Linked DNA regions of Mus musculus: region 1 is linked to region 2. A link is a loop called in an ENCODE intact Hi-C map of the cell type or tissue named here. Cell type or tissue: left cerebral cortex. All regions are shown on one strand. Links, peaks and the distances in the headings refer to the core of each region. The heading gives the core; the rest is flanking DNA.

The links. Peaks named below come from ENCODE experiments on the same cell type or tissue, not always from the same donor. Only the 100,000 strongest peaks of a DNase experiment are listed, where the experiment ranks them.
Region 1: a loop joins it to region 2, with 2.8 times the contacts of the local background. A loop is called at or near these places in 2 of 42 quality-filtered maps.

Annotation. Positions count from the first base shown.
Region 1 is chr16:42,439,222-42,447,559 of GRCm38, forward strand. No RefSeq gene overlaps it. Among named protein-coding and RNA genes, the nearest start is that of Gap43, 100 kb to the left of the region's middle. In left cerebral cortex, for the core only: no CTCF peak of the experiment used is centred there; DNase peaks (open chromatin) are centred at 3,923, 4,175, 4,450, 4,531 and 4 more places; H3K4me3 peaks cover 775 bases; H3K27ac peaks cover 1,593 bases.
Region 2 is chr16:42,333,713-42,342,050 of GRCm38, forward strand. It overlaps Gap43 (growth associated protein 43), which reads right to left and starts at 6,939. Exons shown (of 3, transcript NM_008083.2): 1 at 6,761-6,939. The coding sequence starts at 6,790. In left cerebral cortex, for the core only: a CTCF peak has its summit at 4,126; DNase peaks (open chromatin) are centred at 4,890, 5,420, 5,589, 6,118 and 1 more place; H3K4me3 peaks cover 2,757 bases; H3K27ac peaks cover 2,435 bases.

The DNA.
Region 1 (8,338 bases), core at 302-8,301, 110 kb after region 2:
TTCTTTCATTGGCCCTGAGTTGAAAGCAGGGAGGGTAGACACAAGAACAATGTAAAGAGGGGGACAGTCACTAACCAAGTCTGAATGCTCCTGGCCCATTGCTGCAGAGAGTGTGCCTTTACAACCTGAAATGGCTGCTTTGGGAATTGTGGGTCGGAGTTGTATTGCCATGTGAAATCTGACCATTTGTACATGGCATCTCATATCCCTCTACCATTTACAAATACAAGGACCCAGCTTTGGACCAGGGGCTTACTTTCTTTCCACCTTTCACTATTTTCCTTTCTATAGCATTCTACTCATTGCTACCAAGCTTTTGAGTGCAGTTCCCTGGGGATAAACTTGCCCTATGTCTTTGTTGACCATGGGAATACAACCCCAACATCATGGGTATCTTCTACCCTATAGTGCTGTCATTCCATTAATTGGACAAGGCTTGCTTCAGATGACTGTTTCCTCTGAACTCCTGTTTCATTTATAATTTGTGTCACATCATTAAACACTTAACTATAAAGTGTTTTAACTGATTCTCATTAATTTGTGCATGTTAAGCTTATCTTCCCAAGTTGAAGTTGAAGGCTCATGCCTGCTCTGGGGTTTCACAATAGCTTGCAGTGCTGGCTCAGTCTATATAGTAAATGTTTTGTGGATAACTATCAATTGAATAGTTTTTGTACGTATCCCTTACCTGAGGGGCTGCTCCAAATCTAACTATATCATTTTCCCGTCATTATTCCAGGTGTTATCTTCAGCACTAATCCCTCTATATATCTTGAGTAAGAAGATATTGTGCACTAAATTTCCAAAGTCTAAGACACTCTTCTCTCACATCAGTAAAAATGTTAAAAGGAGAAAGGACTGTAGTGATTTGTTTCTAACTTGCACGCCCTGTATAACAGTGGACCTTCTGAATAATCCATGAGAAATATATTGGTTTTTTTTTTTTTAAGAGGAAAGTTGTTGGGTCCTACAGGTCAGAAGAAAATAAGAGGCTAGTGGCTGCTTACACATCCTGGGAACATCAGGACTCTGGTGGCAAACTTGGAAATTTGAATCAAGAGCTGTATTAGGATGGACACTTTTCTACTGAGGATTCTGTATGTGTAAGAAGACATCAAAGTGTGGTATGTGGAGTAGAATCAGGAAAGAACACACATACACATACATCATATAGTATGTAGAGAATGTAGTAATGTGTGTACATATAGAACCATATTTATTCATAAAGCTCTTTCTAGCTGGGGAAATTTACTGATACACTGAAGTTACTCATATCAGCTCATTCAAGCAAAATAGTCAATATTCAGGTTTCATAATTAGTTGTTATACCACTGGTAACCAGAAATCAGCCATATTGGGAATACTTACACCAGGCAAATTAGTCAATTATACAAGTCAGGGCTTTCTTTGTCTGAACTTAGTTGAGGTAGTTGCTTTCTGGAACACCATCAATGAAAAGACCTAAAAAATCCTGGGACTTCCACACAAGGTTAAAGTCTGATCAAACCTTGAAAGAACTGGGGTCCAAAAACAAGCAGTGGCTTGCCTAAGATCACATACCTGTCCTGATAACAGAGAGGCTGAAGAAACAGCCATGTTTCTGACCCTCCTTCACTGCTTTCTGGAAATGGAATCTGATTGTTCACAATGGCATCAACTTCTTTCTTCTCTTCATTTCAATGAAAGTTCCTGCTGGTAAGGCCAGATCGCTCTTTTGTGTCAGAGCCCAGCTCATAAAATGCTATTAAGTGAATTACTGATGACCTAATTCCCAGCTGCAGGACACATTCCATTAGGGGCAGGCCAGCTGCCAAGACGTGTCAGCTATGACTGGATGGCAGGGTGATTGAAGCTATCCTGCCTGGAGTGGCTGGGCTCTGAAAGTGAGTTCATAGTCGAGAGGGGCAACTCATTTCCCCAACATCATACCCACATTGTCTTCTGGGAACCCTCTTCATCAGCTTCAAAGAGAACTTTTTCGAAATACCAACACACATTACAAAAGCAACTAGAAGTAGTGTTATTCTGTGCTAAGAGTTTAAAACAGTGCAAATTCAGTCATCACTGATTGAATAATGCTGCATTTTTTTTCTTCTCTCCATGCCATGACTTCTTTTTCTTAACTTTTCTTTCTTTTTTTTTTTTTTTTTTTTTGCCAAAGCTATGCTGTCAGGTTGTCCATTTTCCTTCCATTTTCTTTACATTGTTCTTCTTCTTCTTCTTCTTTTTTTTATTTATTTGGTGTGCCTGAGGGATACTGCACACATGCCCCAGTGTACATGTCGAAGTCAGATGACTGCTCGAATAAATTGGTTCTTTCTTTCCCCTCTGTGGTAACGAGGGATCAAACTCAGGTGATCCGGTGTTTCATCAAGCACCTTTACCCACTGAGCTATCTTTCTGGCCTCAGATTTTATTTATTGTTTTTAAATTACAATGAATTCTTCAAAATAGCAAAGCACAAAAGAGTAAGAGCAGTGATAGAACCTAGTGGGGAAACCCTCCACTCAATTCCCGATTCGGCATGCACCCAAAAAATCACGAAGGACCATCTTGATGTAATTACATGAGGTCGTTTAATTATGGAGCTCCGGACCTACATGCATCCCACACAGGAGATAATGGATGTCGGCCACGAGGCTCGGAAGCTAGGGGTTTTTATGAGGTAAGGGGCTTAGGGGTGTGGAATTCAGCATAGCGACACACTATTGGCTTATTCAAACTTCAGCAAAAAAATTACATGTACGTGCAGGGTGTCAGAGTTCTGTGAGTTGTTGACTCCAGTTTAGATAGCCCTCTTATGTCTTCACATTCCTCTTTATCTTTAAGATTAAGCTGTTCCCAGGTTTGTTTTTCTTTTTTCTCAGCCCCAGGCAGCCTCTAGGCTCACAAGCAACCAGCAATTTCTGAGTACTTTATATGACTTACAGGTCTTGAAATTTCATCTTTCTTTCAACAGTACAGTTTTTTTCACTTTGCATTCATCTCACCAGAATTTATAATCCCAGCACTCAGGAGGCAGAGGCAGGCAGATTTCTGAGTTTGAGGCCAGCCTGGTCTACAAAGTGAGTTCCAGGACAACCAGAGCCACACAGAGGAACCCTGTCTTGAAAAACCAAAAAAAAAAAAAAAAAAAAAAGAGGAAATCGGTATCTACTAGGTGAGTCCCAAGTGGGCCATTTTATAGTTGATACTTTTTTTCAGAATCGGTACAAGGGTGAAGTAAACTATAACACCTTGTAAGCTAGGAAGAAACAAGACAATTATATATGTTGTGCTCAGTGGAAAGTGGGAACGTATTTACGTTCCAAGGGAACTTTGGATTCAGTCAACCATTCCGAAAGAGGAAATGACATAGTGATGTTACAAAGCAGGCCATGGTCAGAAACCTGCACCCAAGGTTGGCTTCATCTCTAGTCAACTTTAGCGTCCTTTTGGCTCTTTGTCAACTGTGAAATGAGAGAATGACTGGATGGTTACCGGGTCCCTTCTAACTCTCAAAAGTTCTATCTTAAACCCAGAAGTCAATCACTGTGCGTCATGGCCTAGCGATCACATGCTCTGCTCTCTTTCCCTTTTCCCTTCATCTTTTCTTCACTCCTTCTGCTTTAGTCTCTAACTTCCTTTTGTTTGGTACTTGTGGTCTCCATTAGTTTATATTTTGTCTTCTCTGCTTCCTCTACTAACGCTGTCAATTAGTCACCACTCACCTTATTATTGTAGTCATTTCTAGATGCCATCACGCAATATTGACAGCTAATTAGAAAAAAAATCCCTGGCACATACTATGTAAGAGCATCCAAGTTCACTGAGATGAGTGTGTGCGGGTGCCTATTTGAGATTGGGAAGCCAGAGGGGTTATGCTGTGATTTAGAACCTTGCCAGCGAGCCCTTAAGTAAACTGGAAGTCTGAGGAATCTGCAGACAGCCATATGACTAAGAATGAAAAAAAAAAAAAAAAAAAAAAAAACGATTAAAAGGAGCTGACTTGTGGTATTCTGTGCTTTTATGAGTTTTTTATCCCCAAATCGTTAATATTCAGCTGCATTGCCAAAACTCTTTGGAGATGTTTTTATTATAGGTATGTCCCTTAGCAAACAGGGCTGGAAACAAAACCTTGGTAACTAACATTTTCGTGACACAGAAACCATGACTAATTTGAGCACATATGTCTTTTCTTATTCATCTAGAAATAACTGCTCTCCTCTAATTCCTTTTCCTTTCGATATTTTCCTCCTAAATTCAAGCCAAGAAATAGCCCTTGCCTTCCACGTACCTTAACTTATTCCAAAACTTTCCTCAATTTGTGAGCAAAAACTACAAGGCTAATGCATTCAACTCCGACTGTAAATGACAGGTATTTTTTTTGAAATCGAAAAGCATCTTCAGTTGCATTGTGGGAGTCACCTCTTCATTTCTACACCATCCCTCCTCTAAAGACAAGCTCTGTCGAGCACGAATGGTTCTTTTATTTTAGTGTTGCCTTGTTCCAAGAGATCTGCAAAGTCTTCCATACGTATATACTGCTTCCTCATCTTCAACACATGCTTTACTTTATAAGAATGTTGAAATATAAATGTATATCCTTGTGCTAGAATTATAGGCTGCTGTGGGCCAACCAGTGTGAGTTCTGGGAACTCCAAGGTGCCTATGTAAATTGAGTTGCCTTTATTCTTTATCAATTTAACCTTTCCTTGGAGTTCCCATATCATTAATGACTTCTTTTTTTTGTTTGTTTGGGTTTTTTTTGTTTGGTTGTTTTTTTTTTTTTTTTTTGGTTTTTTGGTTTGTTTGTTTTTGTGTTTGTTTTTGTTTTTTGTTTGTTTGTTTGGTTGGTTTTTCGAAACAGGGTTTCTCTGTGTAGCCCTGACTGTCCTGGAACTCACTCTGTAGACCAGGCTGGCCTCGAATTCAGAAATCTGCCTGCCTCTGCCTCCCAAGTGCTGGGATTAAAAGCCCGGCTCATTAATGACTTCTACCCAGCTCCTCTGCATGCTTATGACTACTGCTGTTCCCATCCAAATATAAGGACCTTGAAGGAAAAACCACCCCTTACTCCTTAGGCACATTCAGACTGCAGCACACCTCAGAAAGTGTTTTTGAACTGACATGGTTTCATTCCCTAAAATTGGCAGACACTGATAACTTGTGATGGCTTTCTTTCTTTTCTTTTATTCAAACCCCGCCCCGCCTCTTGTGTGTGTGTGTGTGTGTGTGTGTGTGTGTGTGTGTGTGCAAGCGTCACATGACTGCAGTTATCTAGGGCAGTAAGCAATGTTCAAGTGATTATAGCAGAAAACCGAGATTCCACCAGCGCCCTGGGAATTGCAGCCAGAGATCATCTGAGCCACATGCTTAATATTTTAAACAAGAGGCATGGTCCTTTCAGAGAGGTCTTCGCTACTGATTCTCTCAAAGGATTTAGTCGCTCAGCTACATTTAACATTCACTGGGTCAGACCTTTATCCAAGATGACGTCATCTGAATCCTCATGCAATTCAATTTTAGCGTGTATTCCGCCAGAGTACCTCCCCCCATCCTGCCCCCTGTCTCTTGGTAGACAGAGACAAGGCAAATAAATAGCAGTTAATCTGAAGCGTGAAGCTTTGGAAAGCCTTTAGCCAAGGTTTGTATTTAGTTACCCTCTGGGGGGGGGAGGTGCGGAAGAAGGAAGGAGAGGGCTCAGCCCCCTCATGGCAGTAGGAACCTTTAAGAATTGACTTGGGGAGAAGAGAAAACTCTCAAGCTGCTTGGGAAGGAGCCACCCACAAGGACAGGGACTTCCAGCTGCCTAAGTAATTCAGTCCCCTACATACTGATATCAGAAAGGAGCCTTTGCAGGGTATTTCTCACATGCGCAATAAGCAGCCCTCACCACCTCCCCCACCCCCAGAGCTTCCGTTTTGATTCATCCTCAAAGTGGAAGGCGCTTGAATAACCTAGCTGAACTTTCCTGTTCCTCTGTTTGAAACCTCGAACACAGGCTGGATCAGCCTCACTATCGGCCTGCCTTACTCCCTTTTCTTAACCCTCCTCCTTCCCAGACTCTCCATCCTTTAAATACAAAAGTCCTGGTTTCCCTCCCTCCTGGAGCAGCCATTGACTTCAAACAGGGTCTCCATGGAAACCAGAAGCAGTTTCCTGCATCCTGGAGCCAGGTTCTCTCTTCTAGGTGAAGCAGGGCCTTAGGGAGCTGCAAGAAAAAAGAGGTCTCCTGATTAACGTGAATCTGATGAGGAGGGGAGAGAATTTAGGCAGAGTGGTATGAGTTAAGATAAAAGGAGCTAAGGGTTCAGATTCTCTCTCAATTTTTATTTCAGTTTAACACCGTTCAGAGGAGACCTTGGAACCAAACAAGAAATCTCAAGGTCCAGGTCTATGGCCCCTAGTCTGTCAGCATCCAACAGAGGTCTGTTAAATATGGAGATTGTTTAGGGATGACTTTACAATGAAGTCCCGACTACACTTCTCATAAAAGCAAAGCATTTTTTAAAAGCATTTAAAACGAACAAGAGAACGAAGTCTTTGCTACCGGCTACTCCATTTTCTTTTCATGTACACTCTGCATCACCCCATGCCGCAGACAGAGCTGTACATGAGAATTTAGTGCATAGCCCCCCACCCCCACCTGACCTGAAGGCATGGAGAAAACTCCTTGTACCTCCAGGACTCTGTTACCCCTTCTCCTGATTGATAGACACCTTCATTCATATCTGGCTCTCTAAGTCCAGAACGGCACCTTGACGCTCTTACTCAAACCCATCTGTCCTGAAGCATGATCCTGTCATGGTCTGCCTCTTCCGGAGGTCTCAAAGCCCTTTTCCAGAGTGAGTTCTGTCATCGACCTGAAGGTTCAGTAGAAGACTACAAACAGACCTCTGCTGGCTTCCCCAGTTTACTGTCAGTAGGTCTTGCATGGCCTTTGCTCTTCAGTCATATTTCTGGGTCCACTGAAACAGTTTGTTCTGGAACTTTGTGTCTTCTCTTCTGAAGTTCCTAGTATGTTGTGCAACTTTAGTTAGATAAAATTGTTTTGCTTTTCTCTATTGATAGAGATGTGAGTTTTCCCCTTGCAGTGGGAAAGATGTCGCTTCCTCCTCCCTTGGAGCCCTCTCCCTTGGCATACTCAAATATATTTTTGTTTGTTTGTTTGTTGGTCTCTGTCACAGCTGCAGCAAATGAACAAAAATGTATTTGCTGAAAACAATATAACTTTACTATGTTACATATCTAGAAGGGCATCAGAGGTTTCACTGGATCAGAACCAAGGCATCTGTGGTGGTTTTAGAGCATGCCGGTGTACTTTGACTCTCCGCCCTCTAGAATCCCTAACCAGCAACAGCATCACTCCAATCTCCGTTGTCCCATCTCCTTTCCTGATCTTATCCTCTTTGCCTTCTTTTAAAGATGTCTGTGTCCACGGTGTACACCTAGGTAGTGCAGATCAGCATCTCCATTTCAAACATCAATTTAATTACACCCACTACATCCCTTTGGGAATTATTCTGCCTACCACATAGTGTTTTTTTCTATCTTAAATATGGTGCCACCTCATCAACCACTTGCCTCTCTTATCACTGAGTCTGTCTTTTCCTTTGATGGACAAGTTTTTCTATGTGTTGTTTACAAGAAGTAGCCCATACTATCTCCATCTCCTCACCAGGCATTTCCTTAGCTCCCCACTAGAATTTATTTCTGTCCTCTTCACAGTGCAAAACTATCACGACAAAGTTCAATATTACCTTCAAATTGCCAATTTCAGATGACATTTACCAGTCAGCTTCTACTTCCTTGCTAGCATCCTTTGACATTTTTGAACACGTCCTTCTGTATAAAACTTTCTTCCTTTGATTCCAAGATATTTCTTTCTCCCCCTCCTTCTTTATCCTCTCTGGATTCTACTCTGTTATCATCTTGTCATCTGCCTCTCTGTCTTACTTACCTTTATATTGCTGTGATGCAACAGTGTGACCAAGGAAATTTATAAAAGAAGCCATTTAATTTGAATGGTTCCAGGGGATTAGAGTCCATGACCATCATAGTGGGAAGCATGGCAGCAGACAGGCAGGTATAGATTTGGGGCAGTAGCTGAGAGCTTAACATCTTGATCCACAAGTAGGAGAGAGAGAGAGAGAGAGAGAGAGAGAGAGAGAGAGAGAGAGAGAGAGGGAGAGGGAGAGGGAGAGGGAGAGGGAGAGGGAGAGAGAGAGGGAGAGAGAGAGGGAGAGAGAGAGAGAGAACTGGGAACAGTGTAGCCTTTTAAAACCTCAAGGCTCATGCTCACTGCCATGCTTCCTTCAAAGGCCACACTTTCAAATCCTTCTCAAACAGTTCAACC
Region 2 (8,338 bases), core at 298-8,297:
TTGCATCGGAGGGGAGGAGAAAAGAAAAGAAACCTGTAAGCCAGAGTTGCTTGGAGCACTCATAAGATGCACGACAAGGACATCAGGGTTCAGAAACACCATCCAACTTTGGCTATAAAGCACAAACTTCACCTACAATTTTTATCTCATTTCTTCTCTTAAGATATCCCAGCTGAGCTATGAGAATGTACTGCTTAAAGTCATGTGATGGAAATATGTGGTTGCAATCCTCCCCATACTGGACACCATAGGCTTGCACCAGGATCCAACTCCTTCAAGTCTATTCAAATTTTAAAAGATTTAAAAGAGCCAATTCCTGTATATTTAGTTCCTGTCTATTACTGTAGGTTTATGAGATCACTTACTATTAACTGTCCCTTCAGCTCCACACATGATATGCATTGGTAGACATTAGTCTTCAGATACTTCAGTGAGAATGTATCTCACTGAAGTATCAAATGTAGGTAATATTAATTATTGATCATACACTCTTCAGCATAGGCTAATGCTACATACTGCATGAATAAATCAGCTGTGCGCAGCAGAAGGTAGACACAGGGTCATCTGTGATAGTTATAGGGCAGAGTAAGGTTCATGAGTCTACCAGGTTCCAAAGAAAGCCAGCATGGAGCTGCAAGAATTAGTAGCCATAGCTAGACTGCGATTCTTCTCCTCTGGTTTGGGACTGGCTTCTTGTTGGTTGCTAGGAGTGGTTGATATGGAAAGATCTCTGCTATGGCAGTTTGGAGAAATGAAGACTACGAGTGGATGAATTTTATGCCTGCTTGCATTAAAAAATGGAAGTCTGCCATGTCTATACATTTGTAGCAACAATTAAGGATGGTGAATTCTATTTTAAAAGTTCACGCCAATGCTATCTTTAAAGACTGCTAATGATTCTGTCCATTTAATATATCACAGCTTGAGGCCAGACTAAAACCTCTGGTCCATACTTTTCTATCAAGGAGATCACTCACAGTTCACAGGACCCACCTGTGTGCTAGACAGTATGATAATCATTATGGATAAAAAGGAATAACATTTTATCATTTTCTTCACAAGAACCTTACAAGTTAGGTACAGATACATATTAAAAATGAGCACTAGGTTGTACAACAAGCGGTAATAGAGTTTAGTTCAAAATGCAATATGCTCATAAAAATTGTAGAAGACGTTCATTTATGGAAGTGTGGATTTAAAGAGCTAACTCTTGTAAGGGAAACAAACATTTTCCAGGCTGTGAAAGAAGAATAAAGCGAGCGATGAGAAAGAGGAGGTATTTAAAGATGGCCCAAGACTAGGTCATGCCAGTCATGCTGAAGGGTTATTTAGTAGTTTATAGCCAACGGGGAGACATTATAGAATTTTAATGAGGAAAATAGTGTGACCAGATTTCCATGAGGTAAAGACAGTTTGTCTGTTGTTTGCATGGAGACTATAAAGAAAAAATATGGGACTGGGATCCATACAGGTAGCTGTTGTCTTTAGCTAGATGAAAGCTAATGAAAAGACTGAGCCAGGTTACTTACACAAACAACTAAGTGTGGGAAAGCAGAGAAAATGTTCAAAACTTTTTTACCTAGTCTGTACCTGAATGTGGGCTTTGGAGGAAAGGACCATGGTTGGGACACATCCTCCATTTCTAGAGTTCTGAAGCTGGCTAAGCATTGCTAGAGCAACTAAGCAGAAAGCCCAGGAGTGGTCCAAACCAGAGGATACCTGATCCAGTCCACACAGGAGAAAACTAGGATTTTTCTGAAAAGCTCCTATAGGTCAAGATGGACCTCTGGAAATCACAGGACAGGACTGAAGCTCTGAACATTGATGTGTTGAACTGGGATTAATGAGTGGAATGACGGGAAAACCAAGATTACACAGTGAAAGCCCCTGTCCAAGAAGGACAGGGGAGTGAAAGCAGACATCAAATGAGTTTTTAAAGGTCCTGTTTGAGGAGAAAAGGTGTTGGGAGAATTATCCAGGAAGGACAGTTAGATGGCAGAGCAATAGACAGCATGCCACGGCTTTCAAGTAAGATGAAAGCTAATGGCTCACCTGAAATGGTACCCTGTGTCATTGGAATCATGGGAAGTGACGCAGGTAGAACAGTAAATGATGAGTGAGACATGAGCTTGGGATGCTTTTAGAAACGTTGTTCTGAAAGGAAAGTGAGAGGGAACCTGTAGAGATGGGGATGCAGTCAGAAGACTCTAGAACAGAGGAGACAAAGCTCTTTCACGGACCACAGGGAAACCAGCTAAAGCTTTACAAACTGGAGGGATCTCAAGGGAATAGAGCAGGAGTCAGTGAGGAAACAGAGAAAAAAGCAAGAAAAGAATCCAGGCAGATGGAGCGCTCAATGTGATCAGGGGTAACCAAGTCTGTCCTGGCAGTTGTGTGTGTGTGTGTGTGTGTGTGTGTGTGTGGGCGGGGGGGGGGGGGATGGCTGTCCTGTCCAGATTGGAGGAAATCCTTATTACACCCTTTAAAGTAAGTAGGGTGGGGCAGTTTATTTAGCGTTTCAGTTGGACAGCTTCAGTCCTTCAGTTGTTCAGTCCTCCTGACAGGAAGCAACTAAAACCCTTCCATGATGTGAGCCATTCAATATGGCTAAGTCTGTAAGTGGCACACACTGTGGGGTCTCACAGCTCAGTGCTCCCTGGAGACTTTTTTATAAAGATTTCATTTCAACTGTCTGGAGACAACCTGTCTACACTTCAAAATCCAAGAGGCAGGATACTGGCCCAATTTACCTTCTTTGGTTTGCAAGTAACACTTCCTCTCCTAGAATTAACCAAGAAGTGAAAGGGTTAAATGCTGTGCCTGCTCTTGATGAACTTGGAGAAAGGTTTCTCTTGAAATTCATTCCATAGTGGAAGATTTTAGAAGTATGTTAAAGTCAGTATGACCCGTGCTGGGGAGTGGGGGTGTGGTGGGTGTACAAGGAGTTAATACTGAGCTCCATGCTTGCCTGGAAGCCCTCTGCCCCTTCCCTATGGGACCAAGTAAAACTCTGAAGTCTGTGGATTCATTCTGCCCCAGGCATGTCACTAGCAATTTCCCTATGACAGAAGAAGACCCTGGGCCACCCTCCCTCTTGGTGAGCAGGAACTTTGCCCTTTGCTTGCAACATCAAAGGAGGTTTCTGCAGTTTTCACCAGCTCAGCAAGAAGGAAAATTAACCCTGTGTTTCCTTCCTCCAGTTGCCTCAGCATAGCTTGCAGTAGAGTGAGCGGGAGCACTGTGACATTCAGAGGATGAAGGATCAGGGGGTCACTGTGCATGTGCCATGGTACAACTTAAATAATCAGAAACAAATGCATTGCTAAATTCACCACAAACTGTGGAAGGTTTTCTGAAAGTCCAGATGATTTGGGGAAAGGGGAAAAAACCCTTTTAAATAATTTCTTCCGTTCAATTTTGGAAACATATGGTAGATGCCATGATTGTTAAAAATGGACAGCTTCAATTATATTAAGTAGAAGGCCTCTATTGAATCCATTCACTACGTCCCTGGATGACACTGGGTGTGGCTCAGAGACACTGAGCAGGGATCCAATTTCTTACTAGAAAGAATGGTCCCTACCCAGCAGCAGAGCTGGACCCTTCCACACCTCCCCATGCTGTTAGAAAGAGGGAACAGCAAGGCTGGGGTTCTAAACCAATGTGTAGTTTCTCAAAGATAAAAATTATTTATTATATGGGGAGGGGGCAGATGCCAGCAGAGTGAGGTGGGGACAGGTCTGCTTGCTTGCAGGGTAATGTCTTTTTTAACACTTAAGCTACAAACTAAAGTCATTATTTTTAAACAAAAGAAACATCTCACATTTTTCCCCCCTCTGTAGACTATCACACCTTGCAAGTTTTTAATCGTCTGCAATATGCATGGTAATTGAGCTATTTAAAGTAAGCCTCAAGATATTTGAAAATCATGAGCCAATAAAATCTGCAGGATTCTTTTATTTTAACCCTCCTTTACCTACTTCCTTGTAGTCCCCCCCCCCCTTATCTGCTTTAATAATGTACAGTGGTAAGTAATGGCTACTAGAGATCATTTAAGTGTTCTTCACACCCACTGGCAATGTATTACAACTTGGAAATATCTGAGACTGCTTGCTTTTGCTGCTCAAGTGGAAGGGGAAGGAAGTGCAAGCCCTCCAGTCCCCCTCCCACATCCCTGCTGGATTTCATGGGTGTGGCAGAGTTAGACCTTTGCAGGTTCCTGCCCTCATTTTAGTCCCTGTTAAAAAAGCTGGAGTGATAAACACCTTCCAGGAGAAGGAACGAAACCCTTGGATTCTGACTGGAATGATAGAGGGTCATTTCACAAGAAGGAAGCCAGCACGAGACTTAAGTATCCATACTATATGAATACCAGTCAATGTAATATGAGCCCACGCCCTGAAGACACCATTTCCTTCTGTCTGGTTTAATAATACCTTAAATACTGACATATGCAAATGACAAGTAATGTTGCTACATGGAGGCACATAACCATTTCATACCTAAGAACCTATTCATAAAACATGTGCGTAGAAAGAACCGTTGCTAGACATTCCATTTCCTCCTTCACATCAGTGATGCTAAAGCACAGGGAGGCATGTGAAATCCATACAGAGCACATGCGTAATGGTTGCATTGGAAGTATGTGCATGCTGTACACATTTACATGCAAATTCCTACAAGTCCCTAAACACGTAATTTCATCTTCATCACTTTGCACATCAGAGTGTGTGCTCCGGGCTGTCAGTGAGAGGAAGCTAGTGGAAGCAGCTGTCCTCATTCTTTTGGGAGGGAATTCCGTTAGCCCCAATTCCCTGTCTATAAACCATGCTTGGTTCCCTTTACTGAAGGATATGTGTGGATACTCCCATGCACAAAAATAGGGTGGGAACAAGCTGTCAGCCAGCCACACTTTTCTTTCCAAAATCCAAGCCTTTAAAACGAATAGCATTGGTTTCCTTAAGGCTCCACCTTCCTAAATTGTATTTTACCAGCTGGCCAGTGCAGTCATCTTGCAACCTTTTTCTGAGGGTGTGCTTAACCCCCTGGCACCTGTATCTGTTACATTCATATATCAAAATGAAGGAAGACATGGGAATAAATGTTTACAAATGTTCCAATGGAAGTATCAGTTTCTGGAACCAAGAGCAGTTAGAGAAATACAGGCAGCAACACCCCCCCTGCCCCGCCTTGCCAGACTTTTCTCCATTCACCCCTTCACAGCCAAGGATCTGCATTTATTTATTTGCTTGTTTGTTTATTGTAGGCTTGCTTCTCCTCTAACTACTTTGGCATTTGGCTTTTACCTCTTTTTCTAGTCCTTCCTCTTCCCCACCCCCCACCCCTCCTTCCAGGGCGCTGGCTGCATGTGGCCAGGCTGAAGGGCTGTTTCCTCTGTACCCTCCCCCATCCCCTTTGGATTCAGAAAGTGTCTAACAAATTGTCCAATTTCCAATACCTGCACAAGAATAATGCCAAATACCCCTGTCTTGCACCCCGCCCTTACAGCAATCAGTTTGCAGAGGGGGTCTACAACCACGACTGCCATCCCACCCCACCCCGCCATGGGCACACTCACACACAGGCACACACACTCATTCCAACCCCACACCCATTTTTTTCTTTCTTAACCTTCTCTAAAAATCACTCAAACATGCTCCTAGGGGTGTTTGAAGGCTACATTTGGAGAGCGTTCCTGTGCTGTGGATGACTGCAGGATCCCAAGCACCCTCACCTCAATTAAGTTTCTAAAACGTCTTTCACGAAATAAGTGAGCAATTTGAAATAAAATGGAAAAAAATAATCTAGGCGGTGGGGGAGGGGAGGTGGGGGATTGGGATTCTAGCTCCTCTTGGACAGTCCCTCATCCTGAGGACCACGAGTCACCCTCCTCCAGGATATTAACACACCTCAGGTCACTGCTAATGCCAGCAAAGACTCACAGGAAGAGGGGAAAGAGAAAAGCCCCGGTTTCCAACAGGTAATACGGGCTCGGCTCCCCTTTCCCATCCCATCTCAGCTCAAAGCTCCTAGGGGCGTGGTCCATCCTCTTCCCGGACCAGCTGGCACACAATCCGTTCCTGATCTCAGGAAGGGGGTTTTCCCCCTCGGCATAGGCAGTTCTCCCCCAACCCTTGTTGTCTTTAGGCTCTCTTTAAAAAATAAAAAATCTCCTAAATCAGTTTCATTCATTCGTTAAATAAATAAATAAAACCTTCACATGTTTTCCCACATACACCTGCGCCCCTTTGAAGCTCACGCGAGCACGAAATCAGGTATCTTCCGCGGCACATGTGAGAAAATTTGAATCACGGAACAGGCAATGTTGAAATGTGACTATAATTCCCCCAGACCTAATTTTCCACAAATAATATCAAGATTAGCTTTTTTGATCTCGTAGATAGAGCCCACATCGTCCCCACACCCCTTTCTGCATCCACACCCTCAAAACCAGAGACCTAGCGGCTGAGCACTTACTAATAGGCGAGGGGAATCATATTTCTAGCCAAGCCGGCATATTTCTCTCCCCTTACCCTAATTAGTAGCAGCATTCCAAAAACCAGATCATGAAAGGCAGAAAAGAATAACGCCGGGATGCAAGCATCAGTTACCGTATGCTAAGGAAGCCAGAGCATCATGCCAGGGCAGAAGCAGTTTTTTTTTAAAAAAAAAAATTTTTTTTTCTGCCTTTCACGAGGAAACCCTGTACTCTGATAATTTCACAACAGCAAAGAAGTAAAAAAGAAATCTTTAGCTCTACCTGTTTGGTTCTTCTCATACAGCACAGCATGGTGGTATCTTCCCCTGCCTTCTTCCTGCCTTCTCTCCTTTCCTCCTCTCTTCCTTATTCCCCCCCTCTCCACCTCTTTTCTGCTCGCTTGCTCACTCGCTCTCTCGCGCTAGCGCGCTCTCCCTCCCTCCCTCCCTCTCCCTCCCTCTCCCTCTCTCTCTCTCTCTCCCTCACACACACCAGGGCAGTTAGCAGCAACTGTAAGGTCCACAGCTATTGCTCACCGCACACGCACATTCTCTCTCTCTCTCTCTCTCTCTCTCTCTCTCTCTCTCTCTCTCTCTCTCTCTCTCTCTCTCTCTCTCTCTCTCCCTCTCTCCCCCTCTCTCTCCCTCTCGTCCCTTCCTCCTCTTTCCTTCCTCTCTCCTTTTCCTTCCTTCCTTCTCCTCTTTCCTCCACTCCCCACCCAATCTTTTTCTTCCTTCTCCCTGGGTCCCTTTCTCAGAATTGTTTGCTAGCTTCCAGTGACTAATCACTTCCCGTAGCCCCTACCCCCATTTCTAGACAGTCACCCCCTCCCAGTCCCCTGCCAGCCTCATGAATATTTAAACACCTCCAATCTGGACCCAATTACCCACTGACTTTCCGCACTGCATTGGGAGGGCTATGGGGTGGGGGTAGAAAGGATATTCCAGAGAGTTGGAGAGATTGGATGGAACATGTTTTAGGGAAGTGGGGCCCGAGGAATGCTCCTGTTTCTTTTCTAACTCTCCTCTTTCCCAGTACCACAAGAAGGAAAATGCAAAGAGGACCTAGAGGTGCACATAAGTTACAGCTGCCATTAGATTTTACGCGCAGTTGATAATCATGGAGGTTCAGTTTTCTCAACACTAACTGATTTTATTTATATAACCTAACTGCACACATATGATACTCTTAGCTATGCACAAATATATCACCTACAAATGTGTCAGTACGCTACACACACACACACACACACACACAGCAGTCAAGCATTCTGAGCACTTGAATGTGGAATAAACTATGGTCTAGGAATTAGACTCCATATCTAAAACTACATAGTGGGTTATTTGCTTATGCACACAAGCTTCTTTGACAGTTGTGATTCTTTCTAATTAGCTTAGTGTCTGTGAATGACAGATTTCTGTAACACTAACATTTAATGTCTTACATTCTGAGAGCAATGGACACAGGTAAACTCTGTCTTGAGGAAAGATGCATACCATGAAGTCCACCTCAGTTCCTTCTAGTGCCTCTGCTATTCTGGGGGGAGGGGGGCGATATGACTTGTAAATCTGTATTGTGCAAAGTTTAGACATTTGGTATTGTGTGGCCTTGGAGAGCCCTTTACATCTATAAAGTGGCTATAATAATGTCAGTCATGCCAACACATTTTAGGACGGGAGGCAATGTGCACAGGACACTCTGGAGCCACTCTTGACATAGGTAGTTTTACAGACAACTTTTCTGAAATGTTGGTAACATTTCTAAGTGACTACGTCAAAGAACTTTCCAGATGATTTCTTATTGTTCATTACTGATGACAAGTATCTAATTAAATAGCTCATGTTGTTCTTTATCCCTCCT